Regions from separate parts of the Homo sapiens genome. Here region 2 is linked to region 1. Evidence: chromatin loops called from intact Hi-C (ENCODE). Cell type or tissue: Calu3. All regions are shown on one strand.

Evidence for each region. Peaks named below come from ENCODE experiments on the same cell type or tissue, not always from the same donor. Only the 100,000 strongest peaks of a DNase experiment are listed, where the experiment ranks them.
Region 2: it touches region 1 in a loop (2.5-fold over the local background); 2 of 110 quality-filtered maps call a loop at or near these places.

What each region holds. Positions count from the first base shown.
Region 1 is chr1:152,741,199-152,749,198 of GRCh38, forward strand. It overlaps the pseudogene LCEP1. Among named protein-coding and RNA genes, the nearest start is that of KPRP, 13 kb to the right of the region's middle. In Calu3, no CTCF peak of the experiment used is centred here; a DNase peak (open chromatin) is centred at 4,413.
Region 2 is chr1:152,490,918-152,498,917 of GRCh38, forward strand. No RefSeq gene overlaps it. Among named protein-coding and RNA genes, the nearest start is that of LCE5A, 16 kb to the right of the region's middle. In Calu3, CTCF peaks have their summits at 4,349 (motif pointing right) and 6,558 (motif pointing right); DNase peaks (open chromatin) are centred at 4,354 and 6,564.

The sequences.
Region 1 (8,000 bases):
TGACTCACAGAACTCAGAAAAGTGCTTTATCTATGATTACCGGTTTATTATAAAACAAATGAACCTCAGTAGCAGTCAAATGGAAGGGATGTATAAGGCAATGTATGTGTGGATATGAGGCACAGAGCTTCTAAGTCCTCTCTGGTCACACCAGCCTTTCAGAAAATTAGTATGTTCTAGGTTGGTAGCCAGAAGCTTATGGAACCTATCCTTCAGGGGTGTTCATGGAGGTCCCATATGTAGGCATGATTGAGTAAATCACCAGCTATTGGTGAGGCTGAAAGTTCCTACTCTCTAATCATGTGTTTGGCCTTTCTGGTGACCAACCCTCAATCTTGAAGCTATCTAGGGGGTCCATCACAAGTCGTCTCATTAGCATAAACTTAGGTGTGGCCTAAAGAGGCTTGTTATGAGAAACAAAAAGGGTTTCACTGCCAAGGGTTTTAGGAGCTGTGCGTCAGGAACTAGGGACAAAGTCCAAATACATATTTTGTATAATACCACAGCCATCATTGTAACACAAAGCCCTCAGGAATACATTTATTTCATGCAGTGAAGCTCTTTTGCCATCACCATCATGGTTAAACTTACCTTCATCACTAACAAGAACATCATCACTGTGATCACAGCCACTCCCATCAGTGACCTTGATCCTTTGAGCAAACCTCCCTTAACTGGTCCAGACCTATTATTCACTTCCTTTGTAAACATCTGAAATTCTTTCAGTAAGTTCCACATTTTTGACACTCAATTGAATACTGCTTTATGTCCCAATAGATTTTTGTTAATTCTCAGGGGTGGTTTTCTCATGTTTGTCCTTTCTAAGTCCTTATAAAGTTGTCTTCTAACTCTTGATTTTGTATCACTCAAGCCCATTCATTGACAGAAAGATTAAATCATGACTTTTGCTCTACTTCTCTGAAATCAGACTCTCTGAGGTCACAATTAATGTCCAAACAGCCAAATGGAGTGGGCTCACTGGAACATTTGACAATGGGGATCATCTGCTTCATAGAATTTTCTCTATCTTTAATAACAATGCACCACTGTTCCTTAATATTTGCCTTCTCTTTGGCTAATGCTGACCATTCTATGCAGTGTTCATGCTGTCCAACTATGAAAGCCTGGGGTCCTGGGACCTCTTTGTTCCTAATGACTGTGGTGCCCTCCTCCTTGCTCCTGGCATCAGCCAGGTCCCTATGTCATGCTCCAGGCAGAATTATGCACCCTCCACACTCCAGTGGCTCTCAGGGCTTATCTATCAGAAATTACCTGTGTATTCCTCTGTCTTCCACACTGGCCTGTGAATCCTTCAGGAAAGGAATAATTATCCTTGTATATTGAATACTTAGTAGAGTGCCTCTGCCAAGGTGGAACAAATTAACTATCTGCCAAATTAAGTCATTTTGTCTCTAGTTTCAGATGTATCAATAAGGCAAGAATATGGATTTTCACATATCACAGTATTCTCTACCCTTGTACTCTCCCTTAAAGCAAAGTCCAATGGACTCTCCTGTGACCAAATGGCAGCATTTGTTACTTCCCCCTCTACACCCCCACAGCTTCTCATAGCACTGACCCACCATGACCCTATAATGCCTTAGGCTGTCTCCTAGTCCCTGCTTCACTGCCCCTTGGATTTTCTTCCCTAATCAGTGACCTGAGCTTCACTCCCTTTCTTGACCTGCTTGTACATCCTCATGTCCCATCTGAATGGTATCCCTGTAGGACTGTTAATGGAATATTAACAGTTAATGGAGGCATTGACAGATAATCACATCCAAGGGTCATGTCTCATTTAACCTAGTGTGTGCTGTTCTTCAGAGCACTTCTGAAGCCCAAAGAATGTTATCCTAAGACACATCCTCTGCCCATGTGTCTATAAAGCAGCCAATCATTTGTTCTTTTATTCAGTCAGTCAATCTTTAACTCATTTATTCTTCAAGGCTACCCTCTGTGTTTATGGTTATTCCTAGAGACATGAAGATGAATAAAGTCTAGTATAGATTCTGCCTTCAACATGCTATCCATGTGGAAGAGCAGAAAGACATACAAATGGACATGACATTGTCCTGGTGTAAAAGTTTTTAGGAGCCCATCTCTGGGTCATGTTGCCCTCTTACAGCACATAATAGAATGTTTCACAGTGCATTGTTTACATTTATGTCCTCAAGGCAACTTGGCTCATATTTATGACAAGAGCATCTTACAAAACCAAAGCCCAAGACAAATAATACATATTTACAGAATTAATGAATGAGTGAATGCATGAAGGTGGAATGGCTGGCTTGCAGCAGGCCTGTGGAGCAGATACCTGGGCCATCTCTAGTTCCTGGGATTCCTCTTGGCCTCTGTCCAGGGAGATCCTGGAGCCTCAGGGCTGGGAGTGTGGCAAGAGTCATCCTGCTCCCAGGTTGTGAAAGTGACTGTTCTGCATACACAGTCTGTGCCTCACTCCCAGGGAGACACCAGGCCCAGGATAGAAGGGCTCCAGTGCAGGGCTTCTCAGTCCTTAGCCTTGTCAATTATTACTGACAGCTCCTGCATCCTCCACTGAGCCATGTGAGTGCTTGGCAAAGACGGCTCCAGGGGTAATAGGACTGTGTGAAAAGAGAGACAGAAGAAGGCAGGCAAAGACGAAGGCATCACTGGGGGCCAGGGAGGAGGGGAAGGATGGTGAAACCTACAGCCATTGTGGTTTTTAGTAGTACTTCCTTCCAATTTATTTACTGTAAAATGAATGTTCTTGGATATGTCATCCTCCCACCAGAAATCCCTGAGTTTAGGAGTCAGAAAATGACTAAACTACCTTGTTTCCCTTGGGGAAAAGAAGGCTTATGTAGGGCTGACTTTGAAGGGCATGGAGGGAGAAGGCCAGAATACTCCAGTTGAGGCAAAGTGGACTGAAGACAGGGAGGGTATTTATTAGGCTTACATTCCTCCAAGTCAGTTTCCAAATTCCTTTGTAGAAGTTGGTTCATGAACCAGCTTTTTGCTGGGGGGTAGGTTTCTATGAAATCCAGGAGAAAAAAATAATAGTTCTTGATATTGTGCACTGATTTCTTTTTTTTTCTTTCAGGTTGACTGAACCTTTCCCGACATGTCTTGCCATTAAAACCAGCAGCAGTGCCAGCCCCTTTTCAAGTGCCCTCCAAATGCCTCACTTCTAAGTGAGGCACACCAGTGCCCAGCCCCATGTGTCCCTCCAGTCTTGTTCTGCCGCAGTGTCAGCTCCGGGGATTGTTGTGGCCCCAGCTCTGGGGGCTGCTGCAGCTCTGATTGGTGGCTGCTGACTGAGCCACCACAGGCCGTCTCTTCCACTGATACCAGACCTAGAACCCTGACTGCTGTGAGTGTGAGCCCACTAAGGGCTCTGGCTGCTGCCACAGCTGTAGGGGCTGCTGCTGACCTGGGCCCTTTCTGCAGAGGAGCAGTGATGGGAGGACCCAACTAAACATGGACCTCCCTTTCTGAGCTTTCCTCCCCTCTCATTCTTTCTTCTCTTGTGGTGCTAGAGATGTTAAGACAAACTCTTCTCAGAGGACTCAACCCTGTGTTCTGTACAAACTCCCCAAGCTCCTAACCCCATGCCCCTGCAAAACCCCTCTGTGGAACATCAGATCCTAAATCACATAAAATTTCTTCCTCTAGTACCACCTGCTCCTTGTTCTTGATCCTCACACACATACACACACACTGCCTCCCCAGTAACCCACTCCTCCAAGCTGATTAGTGTTTTCCAGGAAAGGTGGCCCAATTCAGTCTCCAGACATCCCGGAAAACACACTGCTTTGTCCAGACAACCTCAGAGTGACCTCATCATGTAATCTGGAAATAGTACCTGCTTCCCTTCTGCCAGTCCCAGGGTTAGGGACTAGAAATGCCACATGTGTCTAGGGGAAGACACTCCTATGCTTATGTTGACATATTAATTTAGAGAAAATTGTAGTATTTATTCCGTTTTATTTTTATAGCATTCTTTGATAAATAAACAAGAAAAACAAAACCAACAGAACTGAGAGATGAAGACAGAGATGCGGAGTGCCCACCTGGAGGGTACATATGAGAGCTGGAACCTTAGCCTGAAGCTCCATTCTGTTTCCCTTTCAATCACACCTCATGTCACATGATCAGCCTATGTGATTTCATACTCCAAATAATTCTGGCTCATTGTAAGCTGTTTCGGAAATGATTATTTTCCCACTAGGTGGCATCATGATGTAACAAAAATGGCTACAATTAAGCAATAATAATAATATAATGGCAATAATGATAATTACCTTTATTGAGGGCTTATTCATGGCTTGACTCTTCACATATCTTTTCTTTAGCCTTTACAACCACCTATGAGGCAGCTATTGTTTACATTGTATGTATGATGAAACTAAAAAGGCCGAGAGAGAGCACGTGACTTGGTGTGACACACAGTTGGCTGGAGGGAAGCAACAGGGTAAGCGCAGATGTGTCTGACTTGGAGACTTTGCTGTTTCTTTGGGCCACTCAGCCTCCTAACTGCGGTTTTCACTTCTTGAGATTCAAACGAGAGAGTATTATGTCTGATGGTGCCTAGTGCTAGTATAGGGTCAACGATTCATTTCCTGTGTTGAAACAAATAGTCTCCATCCCTGTCTCTCTGCTTCCGCTCAACTTCCCAACACCATTCCTCACAGGGCACCTGGAGACTGGTCCCATCACGCCTCTACCTAAAACAGTTGCTATCGGTCTAAGGACATAGACCTGGTTCTTAAAACCAGGCACCAACTGGCCCCTTCTGCCCGCTGTTACCACACTGGCTGCTTTCAGTTCTGTGAAGGTGCCATGATCCCTCCTGCCCCCCACACACTCCTCTTGCACATGGAGTTCCCTTTCTAGCATGCTTTTCCCACTCCTTTGCTTCTACTTATCCTTCAGATCTCAGCCCCATAGCCGCTTATTCAGGAAAGCCCTCCCTGGCCCAGTTAGCTCTCCCCTGTCCTGTTCACCCACCCCTAGGGAGCTTTTGCTGCTCTGTGGACCTCTCCTGTCAAATATTAATCAAGGTTATCATTGGCTATTTGTCTCTGTGACCCTTGGGTTTGTCCTGCTGACCAAAAGCTCATTCAGCACTGGAATTGTATTTAATAGTTTGCATATCTTACCACTGTCTCCACAGGGCATAGCATGGTGCTTCTTACTTAGTAAATGCTTAATAAATATTTGTTGAGTGAATACTTGCATGAATGAATGAATGATTGAATCAGTATCCTCACCATTATCACCATCATCCTTTCATCATTGTTAGTATTGAAATATCTTTCTTAACTCTTCGTGTCCCTTGGACACATATATACTAAAAAATTTTGTAGTCTACCTCAAATTCAAATTTATCTGAATCTTGTATTTTTATTTGCTAAATCTGGAAATCCTGCCCCACACATTGGCCTTTTTGTGCTGTTGGCTACCCAACTTCATAATTGGAGATTCACAGCCCATCCTCTCACTCACTGCTTGACATGCGTGGCTGTTTCTCCAGAGTGGATGTTAAAGTCTTTGGAAGGCAGTGCCTTGTCTGTGTATCTTTGTGCTTTCCTTATTAGACTGTAAGATCCCTGGGGAAGAGGCAGTGAATACATGCTCAGGGAGTGCTTGTTGACTAAATGATGGTGACTATTCTTAATCCAATGTGAGGAATCTGGTAGGTGATCTGTAAATATATGTTGAGTGAACTAGACTGAATAAGCTCCACTTCATAAACTAAGATCTTTTCTATTCCAGGTAGAGTGTGTGAGATAACGACTATTAATAGGGAAGACCTTTAAAATGTAGTAATCACCAAAGGAAATACACAGTTTTCCTGGATTATGGGTTGACCTCTTGTGAACATGTCAATCAATGTAGGTGATTAGTATCCCCAGCACACTTGGGAAAGATACCTAACTGAGGTTCAAACAGAGGCTTATCCTATCTTTTAGAGGGAATTAGTATGGCAGAGAGGTTGGATCTCAAGGAGTTTGTGATTCTACGGTTCATAAATGTAATTTAGGTTTCACCAAGATTTATAGATATAGTCTCACAGACGTGTATATATGTGTGTGTGTAGATATATATGTACTTATGCATACAACATATATGTATATGCACATATGTATACACACATATATAATCTTTATTGAGATAATTCACATATCCATTTATTTAAAGTATACAACTCAATGTTTTTAGTGTATTCTCAGAGCTGTGTTATCATCACTACAATCTAATTTTAGAATGTTTTCCTCACCCCAAGAAATCCTGTAGCCAAAGTAGTCACACCCCACTCCCCCAAGTCCTATTTTCCATCTCTACAAATTTGCCTATTCTGGATATTTTATATAAATGGGATCATACAGTATGTGGTATTTTGTGACTGACTTCTTTCACTGAGCATAACATTTTCAAGGTTCAACCACGTTGGAGCGTGTATCAGATTTTTATTCTTCTTTATGGCTAATTAATATTCCCTCATATAGGTTAACCATGTTGTGTTTATCCATTCATCAGTTGACGGATGCATATGTTGTTTTCACATTTTGGCTATTGTGCATAATGCTGCTTTGAAACATTCATGTGCAAGTTTTTAAGTGGATATACGTTTTCATTTTGCTTGCATGGAATTTTCATTTTTGCTAGGAGTGGGATTAATGAATCATATAGTACTCTATGTTTAACTATGTGAGGAATTGTCAAATTGTTTTCCACAGTGACTGTACCATGTCCATCCCCACAGCAGTGTATTAATGGTTCCAATTTCTCCACATCCTCCCCAACTCTTGTTCTTGTCTATTTTTTCTGACTATAATAATGCTAGTGGGTATGAAGTGGTATGTCATTGTGGTTTTAATTTGTATTTCCTTAATGACTGATGATGTTGAGCAACTTTTCGTGTGCTTGTTGGCTGTTTGTATATCTTTTTTGGAGAACTGTCTATTCACATCCATTGCCCATTTTTAAATTGTATTATGTTCTTATTATTGAATCTCAAGAGTTTTTACATATTCTAGATAAAAGGCACTTTATAGATATATGAATTGCAAATATTTTCTCTTATTATGTGGGTCATCTTTTCATTTTTTAATGGTATCATTTGCAACTTGAAAGTTTTTAATTTTATTAAATTCAATTTTTCTATTTTTTTATTTGTCACTTGTGTTTTTGGTATTGTAGTTAAAAAACTATTGCTTAACCCAATGTCATGAAGATTTACTCCTGTGTTTTCTTCTAAGAGTTTTATAGTTTTAGCTTTTACATTTAGGTATATAATCTATTTTGAGTAACTTTCTGCGTATGATGTGAGGAATCATATATTTTTATCTTAATTTCATTTGTATATTCTTACAGGCAACTCTATATAGTCTTATTGCACAAATTTCTCTTCTTATCTTTCTATATGCATGTCTAATGATGATAGTCTGTTTTCACTGCTTTATGTCTATTTCTTTCATTGTTCTTCCTCAATCTATAGTTCTCTCTCTCTCTCTCTCTCTCTTTCTCTCTCTCTTTCCCTCTCTCTTTCTTTCTCTCTTTCTCTCTCTCTTTCTAACTCAATTTTTGTCTCTCTAATTTGAACCTAATATTAGGACCAGAAGTAATTTTAGAATTTATTTAGACCAACTGATTCCCAGATAATTCAAGTGATTTTGCTGGAGGCCAGATAACTTCTAATGTATTCTTTATTGTAATTAAATATGTTTATCATCAATTAATAAATTTTATAATAATAAATTAACTTTAGGCAAAAATATATTTAATAAAGTGTTAAATTCTAAACGGAAAGTAAGTTTTTCTTTGAAACTCACGGCAAACAAATAATTCAAACACAAAAAGTTAATCTGTATCATTACATTCTATTTAATAACTGAAATGTCTTTTTTTTTTTTTTGAAATGGAGTTTCACTCTCATTGCCCAGGCTGGAGTGCAATGGTACAATCTCAGCCCACTGAAACCTCCGCCTCCCGGGTTCAAGAGATTCTCCTGCCTCAGC
Region 2 (8,000 bases), 250 kb before region 1:
TTGCCATTGCTTTTGGTGTTTTGGACATGAAGTCCTTGCCCACGCCTATGTCCTGAATGGTAATGCCTAGGTTTTCTTCTAGGGTTTTTATGGTTTTAGGTCTAACGTTTAAATCTTTAATCCATCTTGAATTGCTTTTTGTATAAGGTGTAAGGAAGGGATCCAGTTTCAGCTTTCTACATATGGCTAGCCAGTTTTCCCAGCACCATTTATTAAATAGGGAATCCTTTCCCCATTGCTTGTTTTTCTCAGGTTTGTCAAAGATCAGATAGTTGTAGATATGCGGCATTATTTCTGAGGGCTCTGTTCTGTTCCATTGATCTATATCTCTGTTTTGGTACCAGTACCATGCTGTTTTGGTTACTGTAGCCTTGTAGTAGAGTTTGAAGTCAGGTAGTGTGATGCCTCCAGCTTTGTTCTTTTGGCTTAGGATTGACTTGGCGATGCGGGCTCTTTTTTGGTTCCATATGAACTTTAAAGTAGTTTTTTCCAATTCTGTGAAGAAAGTCATTGGTAGCTTGATGGGGATGGCATTGAATCTGTAAATTACCTTGGGCAGTATGGCCATTTTCACGATATTGATTCTTCCTACCCATGAGCATGGAATGTTCTTCCATTTGTTTGTGTCCTCTTTTATTTCCTTGAGCAGTGGTTTGTAGTTCTCCTTGAAGAGGTCCTTCACATCCCTTGTAAGTTGTATTCCTAGGTATTTTATTCTCTTTGAAGCAATTGTGAATGGGAGTTCACCCATGATTTGGCTCTCTGTTTGTCTGTTTCTGAAGTTACTTATCAGCTCCATTCCTGTTCTGCTCCCTCTACTGGCTGCCAGGTAATTAATTGTCTTCACTGCAAATGTTAGCTGTTATTTTTCAAGGCTACCAGGAAGCTGGAGAGAGAGAGATGGCTCCAGTGCTACCAAATTAACTGTTCTTACCAAGATTCAACAATGTTTCTTGAATAAATTCTTCTAGAATTTTGAAAAAGTTGAATCTGACCATTTTTGTCTGTTTTTTCACTACTTTTATGGAGGGCAGATTTGTTTTCTTCTCCACTAAAAAATAATTTAAAATTTAATTTTAATTTTAGATGCAGGGGGTCCATGTGCTGGTTTGTTACATGGGTATATTGTATGATGCTGAGGTTTGGGTGTGGATCCTGTCATCCAGGTAGTGAGCATTGTACCCAACAAGTAGTTTTTCAACCCATGTCAGCATCCTAAGCGAATTAATGCAGGAACAGAAAATCAAATAACACATGTTCTCATTTATAAGTGGGTGCTGAACATTGAGAACACAGGAACATAAAGATGGGAATAATAGACAGTGGGTACTACTGTGGGAGAGGGATGGAGAGAGGGCAGATTGTTAAAGGTCCTTACTTCATCATTTTCGCTGATGTCTCCTGTAGCAGCTTTTAATTTTGAGAACTGTTTTCTCACTCTTAAATTTAGCTGTTTCCAGAGTTCAATAGATTTCATCTAAGGTAGATGATGATCTTGGGGTTGAACAATAAAATAACAAAGTACACATATTTATCTAATTAATTGCATAAAATTTTATGAAATTGCAACCTATTTTATTTAGTGTATGTAATAGTTACATTTTCACCTAAACTGTTTTCTGAACAAGTTCCAATTTATAGAAATTTCATGTGATTTACACAATAAATGGTTTTTAGTGATGAATAAAACTGTATAGACATTCATAGATTACTAATGAACTTCAGAATATCACTAGAGTTATCAAAGAAATAAGTTTTCCATTAGTCTATGAACAATGAATTAAAAAGTGAATACAGAAAGCTTCTAACAAAGGGATAAATATAAAATGTAGAACATTAGAAAACTTACTGCTAAACAGTTTTCAAGTAAGAAATATAATGTAATAATAAATATATGAAAAGGTAATTTGCTAAGTGATATGCTAACAAGATACAAATACCACATACAAATAAGGCATCCTTTTATGTGTACAGAAATAGTATGGATGACTTTTAAGGAAAGTAACCACTAGGTGCATTCTCTGGGTGGAGAGGTTCACTATTTAATGAGGGTAGCAATCATACATGTGATTAGAAATAACTTCTGACAATAATGACAAAAATGGCTCTTGGAGAAAACATATTGAAGGTTTGCACTTTATATTTTACAGATGGAAAATTATTTATTTATTTATCAACTCAGATACTTAAAACCCTATATTAAATCTCTTTACTGTGCCTTAATGAAGTCTCTGGCAGATTTTATAGCTTTCTGGTCACTTTCAGGGCTTAAAGACTTCAGTCCAGCACAATTTAAAAGATTTCTCTGCTCTGTCAGCTCAGACCTAAACCAGGTCCTGGGAATCTGCATTGGCAAGCAGTGGGTGGTCTGATCTACTTTCCTGCGTTGTTTCTCCTTCTCTGTCTTGTTCACATGGGGTTTGTTTTGGATATATTCCTTTTTCCCATATATTGGGGTCTCAGTGGATAGTTTGGATGGGTGCTGCAGACTTTATAATCAGTAATATCTCTCTCTGTCCCTCCCCGCAAGTAGTGCCCACTGTTTATTGTCCCCATCTTTAGGTCCCTGTGTTCTAAATGTTCAGCACACATAAATAAGAACATGTGTTATTTGGTTTTCTGTTCCTGTGTTAATTCGCTTAGGATGATGGCATGAGTTGAAAAACTACCTGTTGGGTACAATGCTCACTACCTGGGTGACAGGACCTATACCCAATCAGGGACGCCTCCCCAAATCCAGGGCACATGGCAAGCTCTTTCCAGCATCCCCTCACTGTTCTGTATGCTGGCAGTCAACCCAGCACAGCTGAACATCTCTCTTTCCACAGCACATCAAGCATCCGAATGAGATACAATACATCATCTCACTTTCCTGCAGAGACCCCCAATATCTCAGAGTGATTTTCTTATGGACTCTTTGCTTGGCTTGAAAAGTGGGAAAAACAAACTCTCCTTACTCACAAGGGGAGAAAAGGGGAAAATGCCACAGCTATTATCCCAAAGATATAAATTCCTTACTCCAAGAAACAATCTATTTCAAAGAATGCTTCTAGAATGTCTAGGCCAGTCTATATATATAGGCTGATTAGATGTGTCAGTGATGATCATAGGACTGGTTCTGCTTTTTTTTTTTTCTTTTTTTTTTTTTTTTGAGACAGAGTCTTGCTCTGTTGCCCAGGCAACAGAGTTCAGTGGTGCGATCTTGGCTCACTGCAGCCTCCACCTCCCAGGTTCAAGCGATTCTCCTGCCTCAGCCTCCCTAGTAGCTTGGATTACAGGCATGCAGCACCACGCTCAGCTAATTTTTGTGTTTTTAGTAGAGGCAGGGTTTCACTATGTTGGCCAGGCCGGTCTCGAAATCCTGACCTCAAATGATCCACCCACTTTGGCCTCTCAAAGTGCTGGAATTACAGGCCTTAGCCACCCCACCCGGCCAGTTCTGCTCTTTTATAGTATGCTGGAGGCATACCAGGGAACTCCTTGTTGCAGAATGTTGGGGTACTGTGGAGAGGGAGTGTGACAGGGTTAATTTCCTGGACCTCAGGATGCAGAAGCTTCAAAGCCCATCCTCTGAAAGCTGCCTAGTCCTCACTTCCCCCCTGAGGCCTTGGTGTAATCTCTATCCACCCTCCAAAGTCAGCTGAATCCTTAATGAGGTGGGCATGGGTGGGGGGGGGGTCTTAGTTTATTTCCACCCATCTCCATCTTTGTCCCCCTCTTCATGGGTATCTGTGATGGTACAGGGCTTACGTTTGGTTCCTGAGGGAGGCTACTCCTCTTATCTGTTATTATAGGCTGAATTGTGTCCTCCCAAAATTCATATGTTAAAGTCCCAAGCCCAGGACCTCAGAAAGTGACCATATTTGGAGACAGGGTATTTAAAGAGGGAGTTAAGTTAAAATGAAGTCATCAGGTGTGGGCCCTAATCCAATATGGCTGGTGTCCATATATGAAGAGAAAATTAGAACACAGACATGCACAGAGGGAAGACCAAGTGAGGACACAAGCAGAAGATGGATGTCTGTAAGCTAAGGAGAGAAGAAACAAAGCCCATCAACTCTCGATGTAAGACTTCTGGGATCCAGAATTGAGAGAAAATGAATTTCTGTTGTTTAAACCACTTTGTGACACTTGGTTTTGGCAGCCTTAGCAAACTAACACATCTGTCTTCCAAGGGTTTCCATGTCCAACATTTTCTCCAACTCTGCTCCTATTATTTCTTATTTCACAGCCGTGTCACACACTTGTCCAAGTCTCTTGAGTAAGGCTGTAAACCCTTGGATTAGGGTTTTAGCACTTCTGTGCACTGAGGGAGAGGTGGAGCATCCAATTTGCCTTACACACATGGGACGGTAGGGGGCGACAGAATCAGAGGCAGGAGTTTAGAAATGGCAGTAAATCCTGGAGATTTTGCTGGGCTACAGTAATGAGGATAGGCGAAGAGCAGGAAGCTGCTGCAGAGGTCACAGCAAATCCCTTTTTCTTTCAAGACCTGATGGGATGCTGTCAATCCCAAGTAATCAGAGTCAACTGTGTTTTCCTCTATGAAGCATGGAACTCTGGTCTGCTTTTTATGTGGTGTATCTGGTTAACATAGCAAAACTTATATGTGATTATTATGTGTCAGGTACTATTTAAAGTGCTTTAATAAATTTCTATATTGTAAATAATATTTTAATTTCATACTTTATTTTTATTATATCTTATATAAATTAACACACACACATACAGCCTAAGCCAGGTTTGTCCCTATAAAATATTTATTCTATTTTATCACACACACACACACACACACACACACACACACACACCCCAACAACCCAGTTAATTGACCTTCTTATTGTCCTTATTTTATAGAAACCAAGTTCTTTCCAGATAAGGTAAGTATCTTGCCCAAAGTTGAGTTGGGGGCAAGGCGCAGTGGCTCACGTCTGTAATCCCAGCACTTTGGGAGGCCAAGGCAGGCAGATCGCTTGAGCCCAGGAGTTGGAGACCAGCCTGGGCAACATGGTGAAACCCCACCTCTACAAAAAATACAAAAAAATTTATCCAGGTGTGTTTGTGTGCACCTATAGTCCCAGCTACTAGGGAGGCTGAGGCTGGAGGTTCACCTGAGCCCAGAAAGTCGAGGCTGCAGTGAGTCATGACTGCACCACTGCACTCCAGCCTGGGTGACAGAGTGAGACATTGTCTCAAAAGAAAGTAAAAAATAGGCAGGGCGCCGTGGCTCACGGCTGTAATCCCAGCATTTTGGGAGGCTGAGGCGGGCGGATCACGAGGTCAGGAGATCGAGACCATCTTGGCTAGTCTTGGAGAGTGGTGAAACCCCGTCTCCACTAAAAATACAAAAAATTAGCCGGGCGTGGTGGCAGGCACCTGTAGTCCCAGGTACTTGGGAGGCTGGGGCAGGAGAATGACGTGAACCCGGGAGGTGGAGCTTGCAGTGAGCCGAGGTCGCGCCACTGCACTCCAGCCTGGGCCACAGAGCGAGACTCCATCTCAAAGAAAAAAAAAAAGAAAGTACAAAAACTGAGTTAGGGCTCAAACCCACACACTGGCTCCCGAGTCTGTGCTCTTCACCTCTGGCTGTGTAGCTCCCTTGTGTGTGTCCTGACTTCCATGTCCAGCTTGTATGTTCCTATGTGGCAGGGAGTGTGTCTTGCCCATTTTCATGTCCATTCCTTTAGTCTTTCTTTCCTCACTCAGCCTTGTTCTTGGTGTTTGGGAGACATTTGAAGCTTAATAAATATTTGCTGAGTTATTGACCTCTCTTCTCATTTCACAGTCAAAAACTTAAGGTTCAAATCCAAGGCCCCCAAACATCTTGACTCCTATAGTTATTGCAAGGACTGACAGGGTGAGGTTCTGTGATGTTTCAGTCCCAAGGAAGCAGGGACCTATTTTAATAGAGATTCCTTGAGTTTTCTTTTAAGATTCCAACTTCGGCCGGGCGCGGTGGCTCATGCCTGTAAACCCAGCACTTTGGGAGGCCAAGGCGGGCAGATCACGAGGTCAGGAGATCGAGACCCTCCCTGCCAACATGATGAAACCCCGTCTCTATGAAAAATACATGAAAATGGGTTTGATGGTACATGCCTGTAATCCCAGCTCTTCGGGAGGCTGAGGAAGGAGAATTGCTTGAACCAGGGAGTCAGAGGTTGCAGTGAGCCAAGATCACGCCACTGCACTCCAGCCTGGCAACAGAGTGAGACTCCATCTCAAAAAAAAAAAGAAAAACAGATTCCGTCTTCAATAGGTCTTGTCTACTTCACATCTCTGACATTATTTAAGCTAACTCTATGAAGTATGCTGCGTCACTATTATAAAAGGAAGAGGTTAAGGAGGGGGAAAGAAACACACATTGAATGACTTCCCTGTGTCAGGCTCCGTGCTAGTAAGTTTAGATTTGCAGTCTAATTTATTCTCAGACCAATCCCCAAATATTAGGCAGTATTTTTTCCATCATTACAGATATAGAAACTGAGGCTGAGAGAGGTTAAATAACTTCCCTGAGACCACAGGCCAGAGAATCAAAAGGATTTTCCTACCACACCACCAGGGGGTGTCTCAACAAGAGTGACAACTCAGCGAGCCTGAGTCTGGGCTCTGGGAGATTTAGGATTTGTGTTTGTACTTAGGCTGTTCAGAAAGTGACCTGGGGTGACTTCACTGGACAGCCCTGAATGAAGACCAAAATTCCTCTCAACTCCAAGAGTCCTGGGAGAGCAGGTTTACATCCCTCATCCCTAGTTTCCCCCTTGTCATATGGGACAGGATTGCTGTCCCTTGAGGGACCTCTCCAGCTGGCGAAGGGTCTTCTCTAGCTCCACTGAGAGTTGCAGCATCTGTGGTTTTCTTAAGGGGCTGAAATTCAGCAGACATGGGTTCTGGGCCTGCTACTTTCTAGCCATGTGGCTGAAGGCCAGCTGCATCTCTGTTCTGGCTCTGGGTCTCCGTTCTCTGATCTGGGGAGAAATCGACCCTGACCACTGCATATACCACTGCCCAACACTCCTTCTAGGGCTTAGTCCTGAAACCCGATGATTATAAATTCATTCCTTTATCTTGAGAGTTGGTATCTATTGAAACACAGATATATTCCCCAGGCAAGGGCCATGCTTAATTGTGAGTAAGTTTCAGATGGTTTACAGAGACTGGATTTTGAATGAACAGGAGAAAAGGAAGAGACCCTGAGGGCACTGGCCAAAGGTGAGATGCCCAGATCTGGGAATACCACCAGGGGAAGGTCTGCCTCCCCAAGCCACTTCACAGTGTTGCTGATACCAGAAGACTCAGAAACAGGGCACTGGCACTCATAGTTTTTTTGCTGCAACCATCCAATTCTCCTCTCTGAACCTCAGTTTCCATATCTGTCCAGCCATTGTCTACCAGAGCTGGATTCAACTGGATTCAGCTCACAGCTTGACTAGGGTTTTCTTCCCACCAGACTTAGTAAGGCCATTAGTATGGATGCAGTCCCATCAGAGGAGGCAGATTGAGCTCTGCCTGGCAACAATTACCTGCCTTGCTGTCCATTCTCCTGGGTGGACCTCTGCCCTCTCTGAGCATCTTGGCTGGGAGTTGGTCTGTGCCTTCGCTTCTAACCAGAAGTTGAGGAGTAGGGCTGGAGGTGGAAACACCAAGGAGGAGAATTGTTTTCCTGTTTACTACAGAGCAGTGGAGAGGGACATGGTTAACCTTCATGTCTGACCCTGAGCTGTGCCACCCTGGGCATGCTAGTGAAATAATAGACATTTCACTATTATTGGGGAACATCCTGGTCCTGGTCTGCTAACAAGTGGAATAATATCTATTATTTATTTAAGCAATTATCTAAATTGACATTTGCTTTCCTTTTTATCTTTCTCATATTCTGACTTCCCAAGCTTTGAGTGAGACAAGCAAAAACACCCAGGAGAGGATAGCACATATTCACACAGCACTTTACAGCCTAAGGAGCACTTTTATATTCACTGTTTAATTGAATGCCCATGGTATCT